Linked DNA regions of Mus musculus: region 1 is linked to region 2. Evidence: chromatin contacts called from ENCODE POLR2A ChIA-PET data. All regions are on one chromosome and are shown on one strand. Each heading gives the region's core, a stretch centred on a gene start or an enhancer-like site at or near the end of the contact. The rest is flanking DNA. Distances are from core to core; before and after follow the strand shown.

What was found. ChIA-PET counts read pairs that join two places held with the same protein, here RNA polymerase II (POLR2A).
Region 1: POLR2A ChIA-PET joins it to region 2 with 10 read pairs in embryonic stem cell. The contact joins the promoter of Prrc2a here to the promoter of Ehmt2 in region 2. POLR2A ChIA-PET finds 5 or more read pairs at or near these places in 2 of 5 experiments (Patski and embryonic stem cell).

What each region holds. Positions count from the first base shown.
Region 1 is chr17:35,162,466-35,166,750 of GRCm38, reverse strand. It overlaps Prrc2a (proline-rich coiled-coil 2A), which reads left to right and starts at 1,874. Exons shown (of 31, transcript NM_020027.3): 1 at 1,874-2,016; 2 at 3,705-3,879. The coding sequence starts at 3,768. It overlaps Gm23442 (a small nucleolar RNA gene), which reads left to right and starts at 4,055; the gene lies at 4,055-4,188.
Region 2 is chr17:34,896,136-34,900,305 of GRCm38, reverse strand. Ehmt2 (euchromatic histone lysine N-methyltransferase 2) reads right to left here and starts at 1,336. Exons shown (of 27, transcript NM_145830.3): 1 at 1,053-1,336; 2 at 740-946; 3 at 390-646. The coding sequence starts at 1,332. It overlaps Zbtb12 (zinc finger and BTB domain containing 12), which reads right to left. Exons shown (of 2, transcript NM_198886.3): 2 at 3,462-4,170. The coding sequence ends at 3,686.

The DNA.
Region 1 (4,285 bases), core at 625-3,124, 270 kb before region 2:
TCCTTCAGACCTTGACACCCATCAGCATTTCAGTTTCAATGTGTCTCAAAATGGACTAATATTGCTCTGTGTGTGTGTGTGGGGGGGTGGTACATATGGAGGCCAGAGAGCAACCTTGGCTGCCATTTCCCAGATCATGCCCACCTTGGTTTTGTGTGTGTGGTTTTGAGATGAGTTCTCTCTTCTCTCATGGCCTTGACCTACCTATGAGAGTGTGGCGGCAGGCCAGTGAGTCCTAGGGGATCCATCCGTCTCTCGCCTCTACAGCACTGGAACTACGGCGGACGCCAAGTGCTTCTTTCTCCCTCCCCCCCTACTCTCTCTCCCCATATATCTTTTAACCTGCTCCCACCAGGACAGTCAGGTTATTCCTCTGCCTCTACAATATCCCATGCATGTCTCTGGTACTTCAAACTGTTACTGATGACCACTGGAGAGATGGCTCAGCACTTGCTGTTCTTTCAGAGGACCTGGATTCGATCCCCAACACCTACATCTGGGAACTCACAATCACCAGTAATTCCAGTTCAAAGAGATCTGAACTCCTCTTGGTACAGGAACCAAGAACCCAGGTGGCACCAGGAACCCACTTGGTACATATGCATATATGTAGATATGCATACAAATAAAATAAAAACAAATAAATGTTTCTAGAGTTAGGAAAATGGCTCAGCGGATGAAATGCTTGCTAACAAGCATGAGGACCTAAGTTTGGACCTCCTGTACTCATGTCCAGGCTGGGCAGATCACTCCTGTCTGTAACTTCAGCACCGGGATGCAGAGATAGAAAGATCTCAAGCTCTTTGGCCAGTCCATATGGAATCTGAGCTCAGCCATCCAAGTATCAAGATTCACTGAAAGATGAAAAGAATGTCTCAAAAAATAAAGTGTTTGCGCGAGCCCTCTGGACGTCAACCTCTGGTTTGTAAAGGCCAGTGAGCACCCACCAATATACATAAAAATTCACAGGAAAATGTTGAGTAAGTGTAAGTGTGGTGAGAGGCAAAGATTTCTACAGTCAAGTACTAAGAAACAAAGAGGGGAAGTAGTACGACCTTTAAAGCTGAAACTCATTGTTGAAGGAACATTAATTATAAAAACAGTTTTTAAAACTATTGAGCATAAAAATTAAATGTCAAATATCCGCCGTAGTTAGTCGCTGCTAAAATTTGGAAGAGTAGGTCATTCCTTGCCTTTGTTCAAATTGTTTGCATATATTATGCAAATACCCAGAACCATTCGAAGAACGCCTACTCGAAGAAAGTCAATGATACACTCCTCTGGACCCTTTGATTGGCTTGCCTATCCACTTCATTTGCATGACGTGATTTGATAACTGGAAAGCCCCGCCTCCCTGACGCGTTTACCTCTCACGAATGGACACCAGACCTGAAATTCTTCCAGGGTCTATGTAACTCCGCCCTCGACTAACTAATCCCTTCCATTCGTCGCAGTTCTTTCCGTCTTCTCCGCTGAGAGTGACCGGGGCCTAGCATCCCTTCCCTGCGTGTCTCTCGGCTCCCAGCCGTCCGCGGACCAACTACGCATGCGCATCCTTTTTCTCCCACCATCCGTCGTGTAAATTCTGCGCCCCAACGGCCTCGCATTCCGCCCGGTCTACGCGTCTCAACTGCCGACGCCAAGACGTCTCCCTAGCCAACCGGCGTCCTAGCGTCTGTAAGTCCCTCCCCTTTATGCAAATATCCTCCACACACTGCCTTTATTTTTTTAAAGTAGGGACAGCCCTGAAGAGCGGAGGGGTCGGAGAGTAAGGGCTCCGCCCCCTATGCAAATAAGGGGGCGTGCCCAGCCGCGGAGGGAGGCGGGAGGTGGGGGGTGTTCCCGGGGGCGGCGGTTGCCCGGATGGGCCGTTAGTCGGAGCCCAGCCGCGGAGTGAGCGAGGGAGACGGGAGGAGCCGAGCGCGGCGCCATCCGCCGCCATCCGCCCCCGCCCCGCCGCCATCCGCCCCGGGAAGCCTTTGAGCCCGGGTCCCGGACCCCCACGCACCCGGCTAGGTGAGTCTGGGCGAGCTGGGCGCTGACGCCCTTTCCGGCGCGGGGCGGCGGCAGCGGCGGCGGCGGGCCGGGGGAGAAGCTGCCATCAGCCGCCGCCATCTTGTCCTCCTGCCGCCGGCCTGCCCCTCCCCCTCGGCCTGCGCCGGCCGCTCCCAGGCCGCTGTGGAGGGCTGGGGGCGGCCGCGGCCCAGCAGCCTGCTCCTCAGGGCACGACCGCGCTCCAGGCCGCGGTTCCTGCTCGCGTCGCGCCCTCGGCCCCTCGGCCGGCCCGGGGCCCCTCCGCCGCCTGTAGACCTACCCTTTGAGGGGCTCTTGGTGTTTCTGGAGCCCTTGCTGCCACCCGGCGCTATGGCTCCCGGTCTTTCTTGGTCTTTGCGTCGAGTCACTCTGGTTCTGGAGCCCCGCTTTCGGCCAGCATCTTCGCCTTTCTGCGTCCCCCAAGCCTCTGCGTTCCCTTTTCCCCCCATGGCCCTATCTCCTCCTCTTCCCTCTTTTCTTCTGAGCTCCCCTGACACTGCCCCTTGTCAGCCTTCCTCAGCCGTTCCTGCTTCCCTCCCTGCTTTCTGCTTGATTCTCTCTTTAGCAGTTGAAATCTGTCTGCTCTACGGTTTTTCTGCTTTCTCCCCCTTTCATGGTAGATTTCAGATTGCCTTCCTTAAGTGCCTAGAGAGCAACCCCTGTCTTCTTTTCTCTGGCTTGTGGTAAAGTTAGTTCTCTCCCCGATTTTGGCTTTCATCCTAGGCCTGCATGCTTTCTTGCTATCTTCCATCTCTTTTTCACACTGTTCCCACCCACAAATGAATGCCCGGTCACTCGAGGATGGATTCAGATGTAGAGTTTTTCCTGCCTGAGGAGTAAGGGCTGTTAGGGGAACAAATGACTGCTTATGAAGAGACTGGATGAGGATAAAAATGGTAGTTGGTTCTGGGTTTGGCCTCTGCTGCCTGGCCCATGGTTACAGGGTGTTGTCGAGGTAGCTCCGTCATGCTGTGGTTTTCCTCAGTTTTACATGGGGTCCACTAGTTTTTTGTTTTTTTGTTTTTTTCTGCCAGCAGAATTGTTTCCAAGAGCCTGTGTGGGGGCTATGTAAGGAATAGATGGAATATTTTGCATCCAGGGGTTCTGTGGAGCCCCTGTTGTTTAGTAAGGCTTAGTCTGGCACCAGCTCCTGGTCTGAGAGCAAGCTCATAAAAATCCTTAAGCTCCCAGCATACCTTCCTTCAAACCTCCCAGATGGGACTTAAGGCTGCTGGGAATGAAACCTGGGACACAGGGCCCTGGGGCGTGATTAGGGAGCTGGTGTCTAATAGGTTGACAATCTGAAGTTCTTGTACTTGCTCGATAGAGTTGTGTACCTCATTCTGGTTTTCTCTGGGGCTTTGACTTGGTTGTTCAATTTAATCGTATGTCTCTGAAATTATTTTGGAGGAGTGTAAGATTAGTTGCCATTTCTAAATGGCACAAAGGATAGATGGGTAAGATACTAGGTTGCTACTTGGTTTTCTTTGTTGGGATATGTCAGGGGGAAGGGGGCTGTGGAAGCCAAGTGGATGGTGGTTGCTTAAGAGACTGTAGTGTTTTACACAAGCCAGAGAACCAAGTATTTGGGCCCTAAAGAGAATGCAGAGAGCTTCTAAGCTTTTGTCTGAAAGGGGCAGAACCTGAACTGCCTACTGTCTGGCCCACAGGCACCGGCTCGTTTTGGGGGAGGTGCCTGCAGGACCCAACGTACTCAATGAGCTTCCAGCGCAATGTCCGATCGCTCGGGGCCGACTGCCAAGGGGAAGGATGGAAAGAAGTATTCCTCGCTCAACCTGTTTGATACGTATAAGGGCAAGTCCTTAGAGATCCAGAAACCCGCTGGTGAGGGTCCTGTCCTGTAAAGACGTTCCTGATATTTGCAGGCTGAGCATGTGTGGGATATAGGCTTTAGAGCTCTCCAACAAAGGCAACTAACAGACCAGATGAATACTGGAGACCTCTCAGTTTCATCTTCAGTGCTGAAGGGGGTGCTGGGCTTTGGGTGAAACACAGCTTATCCTCCTACAAAGGCGTGTTTTTGGTTCCCTGTCCTTGGACACGTAAGAATCGGAGGCAAAGTAATGTGGTGGATTTGAAAAGGTCTTGGACCAGCTTGCCCCCCGCAGGCTCAGGATCAACCATCCCACAGATGATTATGCTGTATCTCACCTTTCCCAGGAGAGCTTAAGAGATTATTGAGTAATGGAATGGTTTCTGAGAGAAGCCTATAGTGAAAAGATGGTAGGGT
Region 2 (4,170 bases), core at 87-2,586:
TTCAGAGGCAAAAAACAAAACAAAAAAAACACAAACTTGGGAAGGCTGATCCTGCCCAGTCATTTGTGTAATTAGGACAATAACTATATAATTAATTCTACATCTGTCAGTCTCCTCTGCTGACCACCCCTCCCCAAAGAACACAAACTCCAGGAAGCCGACAATTACTCTGCTCACAGAGGCCCAGCCCAACAGCTGACACTTGGTAGCCTATTGGTAAATTCGAAAAAAAAAATCTGAATACAAGAGGTCTAAGGCTAAATCCCGGAAGAAGGAAAAAAAAAAAAAAAAAAACCCAAAAGAACAAACCACCAACAAAAACAAAACAAAACAAAAAATCCGACCCAGAGACTCCCCAAGTCTCTCCACCCCAACTTCCACACTCTCACCTGTCCGTTGCTAGGTTTGGACATGGTTTTCCGGGCTCGGTGCACTTTGGGCTGCCCCTCCTGGGCGGCAGTTGTTGCCGGAGAGGGTTCAGGCCCAGCAGTTGCAGCTCCCTGGGCCCCGGGCATGCTCAACAGCCTCATGGCCAAACTCTGGACCGAGGGGGGCGACTTTCCTGCCCCTGTCATTGACATTTTGGCCCGACTGGGACAGGCACCCCCCTTGCTGGGGGAAGAGGGGAACGACTTTGTGGCATGGCCTAGAAAAGAGGCAGGCAGAAAGGGGGTGCAGGGTGAGCAGGCATGCAGAAAGCCCCTCTGCGCCCCGTCTCCCTCACTCCCCAGTCTCTCACCCAGCACGATGCGACCCCCATCTCCCTCCAGGCTCTCGGGTTCGTCCCCGATGAGTGATGCGGCCCCGACAGGGGTGTCAGCCCCCTCATCGCCGACGGTGACAGTGACAGAGGCCGGAGAGGAGGGGCCGGCAGGCTCCAAGGAGTCGGGGTTGGCCTTGGGAAGGGTCTCCTCACTCTGAGGGGTGTCCCCCAAAGAGCTATGAACTGTCGGGAGGGGAAAAGAAAAAGTTCAGGGCTGAAAGCTCCCGGGATCCCGTGTTGGGGGTGGGGAGGGTGGAGGTCCGGTCGGGCCTGCTCCTGCTGCACTCACCTCTCTCGGCGGCTCCTCGGGGCTCCTTCTCCAGCAGCAGCGCCCCCATCTCAGCGGGGGCCTCCCCCTGGGAGGGGAGACAAGGAACCGGGGGGCCGGTCAGCCCGGCAGGCAGCTGGGGGGCCCAAGACGCCTGGGCCCTGGGCAGCGAGAGCAGGCTTCGGGGCCTACCTCGCCCTCGGTGGGCGCCCCCCCGACCGCGGCCGCGGCCGCCCGTGGGGGCCGCACGCCCCCGCCCCCGGGCCCGCATCAGCCCCCTCCCTCTCGGCAGACCCCGCATCTCTGGGGCCGGGAGCAGAGGAGGGGGAGGGGGCGGGGCCTCCGCGCCCCGGCCCCGCCCCCTCCTCCCGGCTGCACGCGCCGCTCCCCCTTTGTCCCCCAGGCCGCGGGGACCCCGGCCACCAACCCCTGCAACGCCCGCTGCGCCCCAGCCCGGCGGACGGCCCCTCGCGCCCCTCGCGCGGGCTCCCGGGGTCGCGGTGCCCACCGCCCACGCAGGGGCAGCGGGCGGCGGCACGTGCGACTCGGCGCCCACTCCCCCCACCTCCCACCCCCTGGTCCCCTCATCCGCCCCCGGTGTTGGCCCCCTGGTTTGCTGTAAGTTCGGCTCGGGCCCCCCGGCCCCGTTGCACCCCCGGAGCATTGCACGAGCGCGCGCTTCCCCCGGGCGCGCGCGCGGGCATGCACCCGCCTCTCCCCCTCCCCTTCCGCACCTCGGCGGCCGCCGCCGCAGCAGCTCCCGCCGCCGCCGCCATCGCCGCTTGCGCGGGGGGCCGAGCCGGCGCGCGGCCGCCCCGGGTCACGTGGACAAGGAGGGAGGGCGAGAAGACGCCTTAAAGGAGCCGCTGCGGGCCTCTTGGCCATTTTTGCCCCCCAGAATGGCCCTGGAGGTCCAGAACTGGGGCCTGTAGGGGAGAGGGCGTTCGCTCCTAGCCTGGGCTCCGCCGGGAGCAAGGGTGAGGCTCGACTGGGCTGTGGCTTCCCTGTCCCCGCCCGGTTTTGGGAACACGTGTAGCCTGAGCCTTTGCAGCTGCCGCGTGTGCCTTTCCCGTTCTGAGCCGCCAGATAGAAGGCTGGGACTATATCAGTTTTGAACTTTAGTGCACAAGAAGGGGCGACAGAGACTCACGGAAGACACCTTTACTTCTGGGTCAGTGTGCTTTTGGAAATCTGGGGGAAGTGTCTTCGGTTGCACTAGATATGTCAACTGAATGCAGCGGAGACCTCAATCTATTGACAGTAACTATTTCTGCCCAAATACTTCTCCATGGAGGGGGGGGGTCATGGTCCAGCAGACAGCTTAAGTATGATGGTAGACACAGCAAGTATACAACCCTGAACACTATCGAGGGCACCATCCCCCTCCAGGCATTAAGTCCTAGCCAAAGCTTGAAAATGCCTGTATGGTTGCTCACACAATATTGGACAGACAGGTACTTATGTTACTGGGCCCAAGGCCAATTCGGCATCTTATGGGAACTGTAGTCCTCTTTGGATTAAAAACTTTTCAGAGCTTTCTGGGAATTGTAGTCTTCTAGGTAATCAACTATAAGTTTAGCTGGTATTTCAACTTTCCTTAAAACTTGAGCAAAAATATGCAACAGATGCCCTTTTGCCATCTCTGTGGGTTCACTGGTCACCTGTGGCCCATGGCTTGCACTGCCACCAAACCCCGCATGGTTTATGCCAGCACCAGGGTTGCCAATCACTGTGTGATAAGGTTTCTGCCTAAGTGTTTAGGGCGTGTTCCGAGTCTCTGCTTGAGGCTCCTTTTGGCATGGGACTACAATTGTTAGCGCTGGGAGAATCTATGGTGGGTAGTCACACACATGCAATTGCCAGAATATAAAGAAAAAATGTTTTTGTTTGTTTTTTTTGTTTATTTTTATGGAAAACAAAAACTAAAACCCCAAACTCCAGAAAAAATCCTAAAAAATAGTTTTCTTTAAAAATACTGTATGTCTCTACTCCTCTCCCTCCCCCCAACAGCCCTCCTTGTGTCCTTTTTTTCTAAGTGCCCTGCCCCCCCACCCCTCCGCTACTCACTGTTCTCGCTACTGTAGCCTAATGTCTCATTACCTACCCAGGTTGCCCACCGTGTTCTCTTACCTGGCACATATCATTTCATTTCCGGTGAGCCTTGTATCTACTTTCCCACTTCCCCAGCATGCAAAAATCTCCTCCCTTCCTTCTGGTACTTCATACATGTGTCGCCCTCCGCTCCCTTCTCCCTGTCATCTATTCTAACCAGGGGCAAGTAAGCTGCTTCCTGGCAATCCCCCTACAATTCCCACCCCCACCCCATCTCAAGAAACGCTAGAATCCCCCCCCCCCCCAGCCAGCTTTAGCCAGGAAAGAGCTGTTCTCCAAAACTTTCAACTTTGCCTTTTTTTTTTTTTCCCTCTCTTCCTCCACATCGTTTATGCACCTCTTCAAAAAAGAAATCTTTCTTTGGGATCCCACATTCCCTCAGCCTTATCAACCCTGTCTCCGGCTCCATCTTTTTCTTCTGCTCTTTGAGGCATGGTCTCTCTCTCTCTCCAGTCTTCCTCCCTCAAAATGTTTGCCTGCCCTCAAACCCCGCCCCTCCCCAATTCTGCCGGGCCCAGGACCGCCCCCAGCCTCTTGGCCTTTCAGCGGATGAGGACATTGATCTCAGCCACACCAGCTTCCAGCACGTTCTCAGCTGTGGTTTTGCCATGCTGCTCCTTGAGGTGCCGCCTAATGGCGGGCTTGTGGGCAAAGCGCACGTCACAGTAGGAGCACCGGTAGGGCCGGGCTCCTGAGTGCAGGTTGAGGTGATCGTGCAGTGTGGACTTCTGAGTAAAGCACTTGCCGCAGATGCCACATGAATGGGACTTGACACCACGGTGGACGTTCATGTGGCGGTTGAGGTTGCTGCTGTGGTTGAACTGCTTGCCGCAGCGTGGGCACATGAAGATGAAGTGTTGCGCACGCATGTGGAAGACCAGCTTCTCCACACCCTGGAACACTTCAGGGCATTTGGTGCATTTGATGTTCTTTAAGGGGTTTCCACTTGAGAAGCCCCCAGGCAGAGGTCCCCGGCTACCCCCTGCCCCCAGACTGCCCCCCGCCCCCCGGGCAGCCATGGCCACCG